Regions from separate parts of the Homo sapiens genome. Here region 2 is linked to region 1. A link is a contact called in ENCODE Hi-C or POLR2A ChIA-PET data. All regions are on one chromosome and are shown on one strand. Each heading gives the region's core, a stretch centred on a gene start or an enhancer-like site at or near the end of the contact. The rest is flanking DNA. Distances are from core to core; before and after follow the strand shown. Region 1 has its middle 52 kb from the start of UGP2. Region 2 has its middle 110 kb from the start of UGP2.

The links. Hi-C counts contacts between places; a loop is a spot of excess contacts on that map. ChIA-PET counts read pairs that join two places held with the same protein, here RNA polymerase II (POLR2A). Pooled maps may share reads with other maps.
Region 2: a loop to region 1 is called in a map of endothelial cell of umbilical vein, with 3 times the contacts of the local background. The contact joins two enhancer-like sites. A Hi-C loop is called at or near these places in 3 of 168 maps with a recorded cell type or tissue (endothelial cell of umbilical vein, mammary epithelial cell and psoas muscle) and 2 of 50 pooled maps. POLR2A ChIA-PET finds 5 or more read pairs at or near these places in 1 of 52 experiments (MCF 10A).

What each region holds. Positions count from the first base shown.
Region 1 is chr2:63,786,464-63,792,372 of GRCh38, forward strand. It overlaps a transcript of WDPCP not described here. Among named protein-coding and RNA genes, the nearest start is that of UGP2, 52 kb to the right of the region's middle. Within about 2 kb of position 4,633, at least 4 of the 41 ENCODE cell types and tissues checked have a DNase peak (open chromatin) inside an H3K27ac peak, as active enhancers do.
Region 2 is chr2:63,733,542-63,739,480 of GRCh38, forward strand. It overlaps a transcript of WDPCP not described here. Among named protein-coding and RNA genes, the nearest start is that of UGP2, 110 kb to the right of the region's middle. Within about 2 kb of position 1,895, at least 4 of the 41 ENCODE cell types and tissues checked have a DNase peak (open chromatin) inside an H3K27ac peak, as active enhancers do.

The DNA of each region.
Region 1 (5,909 bases), core at 3,383-5,882:
GAGTCCTGGAAAAATTTTAAGGTCTAGAATTTGTTCACAATACTGCCAGTGCCATATGTGTGTTGAGCACAGCCTCTCACTAAATTCTGATCTATATCCTTACCTCCATGAAAATGGTGACCTTTAAGTGTCAGCCTCTCACTTTGTTTTCAATATGGTGAGAAGCAAGTATGTGACTTGGCCACTTACACGGCCACATCTGAGACACTAAATTGTGTTTCATCAAGTAATACAGACATACGTAAAGCATGATCCGCAGAAACAGACTGCAAAAAATCCAAATTGCATGCATTGATGTAACAACTTACAAAATGAAAAAGAATGATTCATACTCTCAAGAGATATAAAATTGAACAAATGTGAGCACACAGAAAAAAAATCACAAAATTATTGTTATATGAAAAACAAACACAGGGAATTTTATGTTTTGTTATTTGATGTATTCCAAGTGCCTCAAATATATCTGGCACACAATAGTCAGTCAATAAATATATGTCAAATGAACGAATGACTGAGACAATATGAATGAGGAAAGGGTACTATTTCTAGAAGGTTCTTACATTCGTTGATCATGACAATTCTAACCCTCTCCTATGAGTAAATCTGCCTTGACATTTAAAAAAATTATATAAACTAGGATACCCTTGGATCCTAAGAAAATAAACACAGAATAGCTAAATTTTAAATGGAGAAAGAAATTATGGTATTTGTGATTTTAAAGAATAAGGTATTAGGAATTGGAGGGAAGAATCTAGAAGGACAGAGTGCTGGAGATGGGCCCCTGTGGGGAAGTGTGCCTTCAGGATAGAAGAGACAGGCATCCAAGACAAATGTTTCTTCTTTGTAATTTTGCCAGGGTCAACCAGATTCCTACACCATAAGCAAAGTGCGCTTAAGCAAGTAGAGTGGAAAAATAGACGGAGAAGTTTCTCTACTTATACCTGCTGGTAAAACTACTGGACAAAAAGATGAAATATGCAGTCTTGGGGAGGGTTTGTCTTATCTTAGACCAAAGTAATTTTGACTTAAAAAAATTTAAGGGCCTCATTAATTAAGGGCATTGAAACTATGAAGAATCAAATGTGACTGATTTTCGTTGGCTGTTCCAGAACACATTACATTAAAAAGATATATTTAAAACATATATCATGGAGCAGCATTGTCTAAAATTATAGGTAAGTTTGGGCACTGACCATAATCCACTTTCTGTCAATTAAAATTATAGTAAATATAAATAATTACTAAACTATGGAACCAAAATACTACATTAATTTGATTGATAAAATTGAGTCCAGACCAGGCACAGTAGCTCATGTCTCTAATCCCAGCACTTTGGGAGGCTGAGGCAGGCAGATCACCTGAGGTCAGGAGTTCAAGACCAGCCTGGCTAACATGGTAAGACCCCATCTCTACTAAAAATACAAAAAGGAGCTGGGTGTGGTGGCGCACATCTGTAATCCCAGCTACTTGGGAGACTGAGGCAGGAGAATGGCTTGAACTGGGAGGCGGAGGTTGCAGTGAGCTGAGATCATGTGCCACTGCACTCTAGCCTAGGCAACAGAACAAGACTCTGTCTCAAAAAATAAAATAAAATAAATAAAATAAAATAAAAAATGAGTCCAATACCATATTATCTCTTTTTATTTTAATCTTGTAAAGAACTCATGATATCTAGCATATCTGTAGCTGTATGTTGCAACATTTTGTAGCTAGAATGACTACACAGCCCTTCAAGACACACGTACAAACAAGTAGTATAATTTTCCAGACCATGATGTTCCAGTACAGTCAAGTACCATAAAAAAACAAAATGAGCAATATGTCATTGGTGGGTATGACTCGCAGGGCATTAGCTAATGCAATTTTCCAATAGGGAGTCTACTCAACAGATATAACGCTAAACAGAATTTTTCTTAGTAAAATTTACAACTTCATATTTTTATACTTGAGAGAAACATATGGTTCAGTACTTACAGACTTAGCAGTAGTGGGAGGCCTGTGAAAACTGTTTGCAGCTACAACTTGGAGCACATCTTTAGGACTTCTCTCAGAACTCTTTTAAGGACTTATTCTTTTTCTAATGCTAAATACATACTTAGTTCTATTTTACTTACTTGTATCATTCATTATAATCAACATGAATATTATCTAAAGGACATTTTTATTTTTACCAAGAGAAACAAACTGCCAAAGTTCCTTGTGCTACTGATTTAAAAAAAGAAATAAATCAAAGAAAAAATATTGCCTTAATTTTTTTGCACCAATTCTGCAAATGGTTTTCAAAAGCTATGATTAGGTGCACATAAATTCTATCTGCCTTGGTTGACCTCACATTTTCAAATCCCTTTTCTTTCTTTACCTATCCACTGATATCACCTTCTGCTCCTGGCATTGTCAGACTTCAGTATCACACATATCTATCTATAGAGTATGCCTATAATTCTGAGCATTCAGACCCTAAACACTAAACATAGATCCTCACTATGCTGCCCAGGTTGGTCCTGAATTCCTGGGCTCAAGCAATCCTCCCACCTCAGCCTCCTGAGTAGCTGGAACTACAGGTAAACACCACTGTGCCTGGCTTAACATTGTCATTCTCACAACTATTTTTATTTCTATAAAAAATTCACATAATTATTGTTATATGAAAAGATGGTTAAAGAATATGCAGACAAAAATATAGAAAAATATAACAGAGATGTGCCAGATAAGTCAATAAAAACATTATATCATTTTTCTGGATTTTGTAATTTTTAGTGGTATTTGTCAGTTTTTGAAAACTTAAATTTGTCACAATTTTTTTTCTCTTATTCATTTTCATACCAATTTTGGTCTGCAATTAAGTATTTTTTTTCTTAGCAAGGGCCCCCAAATTAATAATCTTCAGGCCACACAAAACCTGGGTCTGCCTTTGCCCAGTGCCTGGCTCAGAACCTGGCAAATTAGGTATTTGTTGAAAGGAACACTCTGTTTCTATCAACCCAAGGGTAGTGACTTCATACTCAGCTTAGTGAAAGTAGAGTCAGCCTATGCTGAGAGTTCTTTAGCATATCCAGCCTCCAGACTGGACCAGTTTCGGCAGAGTGGTAGTACTACACCTGCCAGCAGAGATCCTAAACTCAGCTAGTGGGAAGCCGAGATAGCAAAGGCAGAGAAAATGAGGCCGAAGACTGTCACGTTGTTTTACAGTCAAGAAACAATATTTTTCCTTATGCTTTCATTTTTGAAAGGTACTGAAATTAATGAAAAGAAACTCTTTCTGTCTCCAAAGAGTATGCAAATTAGTTTTCATGTGCTTGGAAATTTATTCTTTTGAGTTATGTTTCTCATTTGAAGAATATGGTTACTCACCCTTCCCTTTACACTGTATAATGCGAAACATATGTGAATAGGATTACATCAAGTCCCAAGATATCAGTATTTGGAAGTGACTGAAGTCTTCCACATAGAGTTCCAAGTTAAAATACTTTACTTGAATTAGCATGTGAATTGTGAATTGTGATATTGTTATTCTATTTATGTTTGTACTATTTCCACCCTAAAATAATGTTTAACCTCAAAATTTCTAGATTGCTTCATCAAGTGCTAGAAGTTTAGGAAACTCCCTTAACTAAAGATAAAGTCAAATCTAGATATGGGGCTGGGTTAACTGCTTCATAATGGAGCTGCTTCTGAAGCACCAGCACCTAGATCTAGAGCCACCCATCAGACCAGGTGGGATCACCCAGAGCCTGATGGGAGAGATGGGGTAGCCAGTCCTCACTCAAGGTGCTGGGCGAAATTATAGTGCATCATGATACCTAAGGAGTATAACAATCGATAAATTCACACAGTTGATGCTATGGATTCTGATACTCAGAGTGGGGTGCCCCAAATGGGAGAAAATATGAAACTAAGAAGAAACCAAACCAATAACAGAGTCAGTACCAGCCACAGGGAAGCAAGGCAGAAACTCCGTTAACTAAACTGAAGCACAAGCAGGTGCACAAGTGGATCTTGGAGGATGAGACAGAGACTTGTAATCAGAACTTGAGCAGGTAGTCAGAGTTGGCCTGGCAACATGGGTGACTTGATGCTGAATCCCATAGTATTGGGCTACAGCCCCTTAAACCTCTTCTGTTCAAGTCGTATAATAGACAGTAGGATAAGTTCAGCTCATGGTTAGGACCATGAAGCCTTTGATGAGGGAAGAAGGGAACTGCAGAAACTTGGAGCCAAGCGAGAACTAACTGATGATGAAATAAAGGAAAGTCCTATTTCTGTACAGGACTTTTGAAATAAAACATCAAAAGAGAACATGTAAATAAAACTTAATGACATAAGGAAAATAACTGGACTCTTCTATGCTACTTCTAAGAAAGAGAAGACCTCTTAGTAAGGGGAAATATTTTTAGTGGGAGAAAGAAATAATCAGATTTTTAAAACACACATTGTTTAGTTTTCCTTTACATATAATAAGGCAAGAAAGTAACTGTCAATAGAGAACATAATTAAGGACTCTTTTTTAAAAATTCAGGAAGAATTAAGTTAGGATAAAGAAAGCTGCTTTCTCTTTCTAATACTGATTTAGCAACTGTTTGACATGAATTCCTCACCTAGGAAGCTGCTCAGCACATTTTTTCTCTTGACTCACTGCCTGACTCACCAGGGAGATAGGCTGTTTCCAATTCTGGACGTCACTGGGGTCTATCATTTAGCCCCACATATAATTGCTCAATTCCTGGGTCTAGGGTGGGGAATACTTTAAAGGATTCAATATATTGTAAGTGGAATTTAGAATTTGCCTTGTTGGCATAGACTTGGTGTCTGACAAGCTCAGGATGACCACATATTAGTCCCTAACGCTGCCATGTTGGCTCAGTTTCTATCACTGCTCCAATCTCCGTTCCTTACTTAGTATTCCAATTCTTTATGGGATGGAGACTTATACCAAGACCTAGTCTTCCTAGCTGGGCATCTGATGCATTGTTAGCTCTGGATCTTGTCTCCTAAAAGACTGAATCCTGCTTTTTATACCCATAGCCTCCACCTAGCATTCTTCTTGGAAGGTAAATGATAACCCTAAAGCCATGGAAATGGTGCTTGCTTATCTTAGAGCACTGCTTACTGCTTGAATATTTGCCTAGAATAACACTGAGATTAGCACCATTACACCCTTGGACACTGAATGGAGCTGACTGAATAGTGATCCTGAAGGCCATCAGACCAGAGTCTCCAGTCTCTTTCTTCACCTAGGGTATCAGGGAGGATCTCCATAATGTGTTGCATGGAGGATAAAAGCAAAGATTTGGAACCTAACAGACGTAGGGTTGATCCTAGCTCTGTCACTTAATTTTAGATAAATTACTGAATGTTTCTAGACCTATTATCTCATCTGCAAAAATGAGGATAATGATTCCTATTCACATAATAACTATGAAATTAAATGAGATAAATAATATAAAGCATTTACTACGGTGCCTGCATGTAAACGCTGCTTAAATCATTGCTATTTAGTTATTAGCAAATGTAAGGGAAAAAAACTATATTAATTCATCCAACAAATGTTTAGTTGCCTATTTGCTGCCAATTATTGTATTGAGCTCTGGAGGTACAAAGGTGATGACATGAAAAAGAATCAGTAAATAGACATCTTCAAAACAGTGTGCTGTGAATAGTGCAATGACATGTGTATTAGTCCATTTACACACTGTTATAAAGAACTACCCAAGACTGGGTAATATATAAAGAAAAGAAATTTAATTGAGTCACAGTTCCACATGGCTGGGGAGGCCTCAGGAAACTTACAATCATGGCAGAAAAGAAAGCAGTCATGTTTTACATGGCAGCAGGCGAGAGAGGGCATGTGAAGGAGGAACTGTCAAACACGTATAAAACCATCAGATCTCATGAGAACTCACTCACTATCA
Region 2 (5,939 bases), core at 645-3,144, 56 kb before region 1:
TGGGCTTTCACACAGTCCAGGCAAAGAGGGCAGAAGCATTTAGCTGGTCCTGCTCGGTTACCATAAAACACAGTGACTAGCAAGGGCAAGTGTGTTGAAGACTGGGATTGCCAACGACTGTCTTCTCTGTACTTGTCAGTGCTGGCTGGAAGAAAACCTCTGGAAAATCTTCTTCTTGTGCAGAATCTTCAATTTGTATTTTTTTTAAATTGGGATATAATTCACCTACCATAATATTCACCCCTTGAAAGTGTACAATTCAGTGGCTCTTAGTATATTCACAAAATTGTGCAACCATCACCACTATCTCATTCTAAACATTTTCATCACCATAAAAAAAACCTCTAAACCCATAAGTAGCCCCTCATTTCCCCCTCTTCCCAGCGTCTGGCAACCAAGAATCTACTTTGTCTCTATGAATGTGCTTATTCTAGAAATATCACATGAATAGAATCACACCATATGTAACCTTTTGTGTTTGGTTTCTTTCACTTAGTGTTTTTAATGTCCATCCATGTTGTAGTAGGTATGAGTACTCAGTCCATTTTATGGCAAAACAATATTCCATTGTTAGATAAACTACATTTTGTTATCCATTCACCAGTTGATGAACATTTTCAGTTTTTTTAAATTTCCTTTAATTTTTTTCTAGTGTGCAGATATTTGGAAATTATTCTTACATTCAACTAGACAAATTCCAAGTATGTGATATAAGGTTCTTAAGATTAATTTTAAGATAAAGAATTTGTATAAAAATTGGCAAACATCACAAAAGGCCTAGAAATGAATAAAGTGGCTTTATGTATGTATTTACATATATAACCACTTTATTATATATACATATATATGCATATAATGTCTATATAATGAGATCTTGTGACCAGTTATCTACATCTAACTTTCCCTATTTAGGTACACATTTTCCATCGAATGGCTGCTCTTTGCCAAAAAAATAAATTAATTAATTAAAAGGCCATGACTTTTCTCAGTGCCCCACATGAAACAATACCTCGAGTAAATCTTCACTTCACTGGATTAAAACTTGTATGTTCCATCTACAGAGTTAGTGTTGATCTTTCTCAGAGTTGCATCAGCTTTAACAAACATTTGAACATCACAGTATGCAAACAAATGTGAACCTAAACCATTGTTGAAAGCTGACCATGGCAAAATGCATGAAAGAAAGGAGCTGGATAAAAATTACTTGCTAAACCTGCAGTTTAAGTTATTGCACCTTTTTATTTTTTTTCTTAGTTTTCCTCACTGAAACCAAACATAGGCTGAGAAATTTTAAGTTGCAGAAGGATAGATAGATGGAGATAGATAGATAGACAGACAGACAGACAGACAGACAGACAGACAGACAGATAGATAGATGATAGACAGATGAAGAAATTTCCCACTTAAAAAATATGCCCTGTGAGTGGTTCTAATTTAGTTGAAGGAGTTTGGGTAAGTTCAGATTTCCATGGTAACTCTGATATCATTTATTCATTAAGCAAACATTTATAGAAGAATTACTTACTATGTGCCAGGTATCTTGAGGGCTACAAATACAGAACAATATTGCTTCTGACCTCATGAAAATGAGTATCTAGTGAGGAAAGTAAGATATGAATACAAATATCTATAATATAGAGTGGAAGTGATAGCTCCTATGATAGAGATGCAGATAAATTGTTACAGGAGTTCAGAAAAATTATAGGTCCCTTGCAGTTAAGAGAGACCAAGAAAAGCTGGGCAGGCAGAGAAGGTGATATCAGAACCGTGGCCTTAAACTGTAAGGAGAGGTAGAATCTGAACAGGTAGAAAGAGGGAGCAAGAACCGGTGGGACAAAGGGACAAAATCAGAGCATTTCTGGGCATGTGAAGGAAGAACAGGAAGCTCAGAAGACTGTGGGACAAGGAGCAATGCGCCACAGGATGGGAAACAGGGTTGAGTCAGACAGTGCAAGGTCTTGGATGCCATGAGAAAGAGTTCATATTTTATATTGTAGCCAACAGAGAGCTATTAAGGTTTTTGAGCAGGGAAGTAATAGGGAAGAGCTGTATGTGGGAAAGATTAACTTGTAATCCAAGTATAAAATCATGTAAAAAGGGTCGGAGGAAGGGGCCCAAAGTGGGAAAACCAGTTAGGAGTCTATTACCATGGTCCAAAAGAGAGAGACACCGTCAGACTAGAGGCATGGAAGAAAGAAATATTATGAAATCAGAATCGAATAAATGTTTCATATTCTTGTTGTTAATTGTGTTCCAGAAAGCTAAATTCTATTAAGTTAATATAGAAACAAGCTTTGACTGACTGGTGACAATATCAGGCACCTGTACCCAAAGATACACAGAAAATAACCCTAGCTCTCTGTTAAAAAAGAAACTTATAATACCAATGGTTTTCGAGAGTCCTTTCCAGTTAAATTTTTCTTTTTGAAATACTTAATCCATCATTAAGATTCTCCAGGGAGAGTTCTCATAATCCAGAGGTTAAGGATTGCAGAATTCTAGACACTGAAGTCTAGGCCAGTTTCCCCACCTCCAATTTTACTGACAGTGAAACTGAACACCATAGAGGAAATGACTTCTCCAGGAAAACATTGCTGGTTAGAATGCAAATCTCCTGATCTCTGACCCTCATCTCATTAATGCATATTCTGCTGTGGATATTCTATGTTGGCTAGAACTGAAGTATCAAAATAAAGTGACTCTTTTAGTTCACATGGGCTTAAAAAATTGGTTTCAAATAAATAGCAAACAAAAAATATGACTCCATCAGAAAATTGGAAACCTGCAAGGTATTGCTGTCTGGATGAAATACTGATGTACCACATGCCTTACTTATCAGGTATCATAAAACACTGGCTTAAATGCAATGTAGCAACCACTTAACTCTGTGGAAAACTCTGATTACTTAGGGGAATTCCTTAGGTCTTACAGAGAACTTGTGGTCTCCAAAATATAATACCAAACTTTTTTTTATTGAGAACACCAAATATGTTTTTAATAGAATTCAATTTAGGATTTCAGGAAGTAACTGAAAATCTGCAGCCTATAGGCATTGCAGAAATGAAGGAAAAGGGCATCAGTCTCTCAAAATTCTGGCAGGAAAGGAGTGGCTATCTCCAAAGTTATTTTTCCTCTGGAATAAGCTGCTTGCTGGTGCCAAAGAACAGCTCATCAGCAATGTTGTTTGATTTTGTAGGGATGTTTTGAAAGAGAAAAAAAAATTAGGAATGAATGCTGTGATTTTTTAAACCTCATATCCCAAAACCTATAATAATTTTGCTGCTTTTTATTTTTAAAAAACAAAACCAAATGTTTGAGATTTGATTTTGAGTCCACCATGTTCACTGCAGGCATATTATGTCAATCTTATTACAAGATGCAGCATGTAATTTCTTTAAATGCTGCCAAAGACAAAGAAAAAAAAAACCATATATTACCTTATAGACTCAAACGACAGCACAAAAACAAGCTATAAACTACCATTTCTCTACCTCTCCTGGAGGGCTCTCATCCTCCAAAAATGTACAGGGATGTCTCATGTGTACTCCCAAAACAGTTCTCTTGGCTGCCATGTGGTTCACAATTCTCCATGCCTGATATAAGCAGCTGCTGGCAATCCTTCAAGCCATGTCCCACTGCCCACCAAAAGCACTACCACCACTGTTGCAGTTGCTGATGTGTGCAAGCAGGCCTCCAAGGCTCAAAGCTCAACTTCAAGGGCATCAAAGATATTGATAGTCCTGGAGCCAAGGCTGCTGCTGCTGGCACCAATATTCATGACACAAACAAGCTGCACTCTCCATGTCCTAAGAAGATTAGCAAACACCAACTCCTTTAGTTTCTACTAGGTCTTATATTACAGACACTTTGGGGTCACAGAACTCAGAGACAGATGAGGTAGATGTTCAATAGCTATTTGTTGAAAGAATGAATTAGTCCTCCTTGCTGGGCTAGAAGCAACCTGAGTGGCAGACATCATGTGTACTCAGACATGTTCAACCTCATCTGCTGTCTTAATACAACCTCTGTACTTTGGTTCTTCCTTCCACTGGGATGAGTTCTTTCCTGGAGGCTACTTGAGTTGTCTTATAAGTAGAATTCCAGAAGGCCCATCCCACTAGATACCAGGCATGTCCAGATATGCCTGAATACTGGGGAAGATAAAACTTAGGCTCAACCTTTACCACATACTATCTTTCTTCATCTTAAAAAAGGAAATACAGAACTGACATAATTATACAAATAATTCAAGTTTTTGTTTTTCATTTGAATCTCATTGGGAGTTACAAATTGGCAGCCTGTAGGCTGAATCTGGCCAGATGATTTTTTTTTAAGCACACATGATTTTAAAAAATTTTGTTTGAGTTAGTATACATCTAGATCAGTGGTTCTCATACTTGAATGTGCATCAGAATCAAGCTTGTTACAACTCCAGGGCTTGTTAAAACTTAGATTGCTGGGCCCCACCCCCAGCATTTCTAATTCCATGGCTCTGGGTTGGGGGCCAGATAACTTGAATGTCTACCTAGTTCCTAATGTAGCTGGTCTGGAGACATATTCTGACAACCAGTGCTTAGGTGCTCTGTAGTTTTCCCACACCCCTCACCAGTCCCCATTGCATTTCATCTGACCCGTTTTATTCATTTCTATTACTAACTGCTTGGCCTGTGAGTCTGAAAATTCTGTGAGTCTCAATATTTCAGGTGAAATCCCTTTTACAGCATGACTCATGGAGATGATTGTATAATATTATCCACTTTATTTCACTTGTAATACGTGGTTTATCTATGGCCTCACAACAGAATGTTCAGCAAATACTCAGGTTCTTATTTTTTTTATCAGGGCTACTATTGACATTTGCTTGTTCAGGGGACCACCCCCACTCCTTCTCCTGTGCACATAGATCTGCTTGATATCAGCCCAATCCAGAAGTGGAAAATGAGAAAGGCCAGAATGCTTATGACAAATGAGAAAGCAATTTCATTTTTGTCTGTTTGATCATGTCACTTTTAGAATTAAATGGTGATTTTTCAAGCATATCTGTATTTGAAATTTTAATCTATACCTTGGTCAAAGACCAAACATTGCCTGAAAACCAAATACTGATTATATTCATAGCTATAGGCATAGTAATATGTGAGGATAATTTAAATCTGTCATAAAGGATAAATGTTTATGTTTTTTAAACTTTTTATTGAAGTATTACCAGATAAACAGAATAGTATATACATCATAAATGTACAGATCATTGAATTTTCACAACTGAACACACTCATGTAACTACCACCTAGAGCAAGAAAGAGATCATTACCAGCTCCCCAAAATCCCCCCGACAACCCTTTCAAATATTAACTCCCAAGGTTACTACTATGCTGACTTCTAACAGCATAGATTAGCTTTGCCTATTTTTGTAATTTGTACAAATGAACTTATACAATATGTACTCTATGTGTCTGGCTTTTTTTGATCAACATTATGTTTATTAACATTGTTTTTTAACTTTTATTTTAGGTTTGGGGGTACTTGTGAAGGTTTGTTATATAGGTAAATACATTTCACAGGGGTTGTTGTACATATTATTTTATCACCCCAGTATTAAGTCCAGTACCCAATAGCTATATTTTCTGCTCCTTTCCTTCCTCCCACCTCAAGTAGACCCCAGTGTCTGTTGTTTCCTTCTTTGCATTGATAAGTTCTTATCATTTACCTCCCACTTATAAGTAAGAACATGTGGTATTTAGTTTTCTGTTCCTGCGTTAGTTTGCTGAGGATAACAGCCTCCAGCTCCATCCATGTTTCCACAAAACACATGATCTCATCCTTTTTTATGGCTGCATGGTATTCCATGGTGTATATGTACCACATTTTCTTTATCCAATCCTAATTCTTTATCCAATTAGGTTGATTCCATGTCTTTGCTACTGTGAATAGTGCTACAA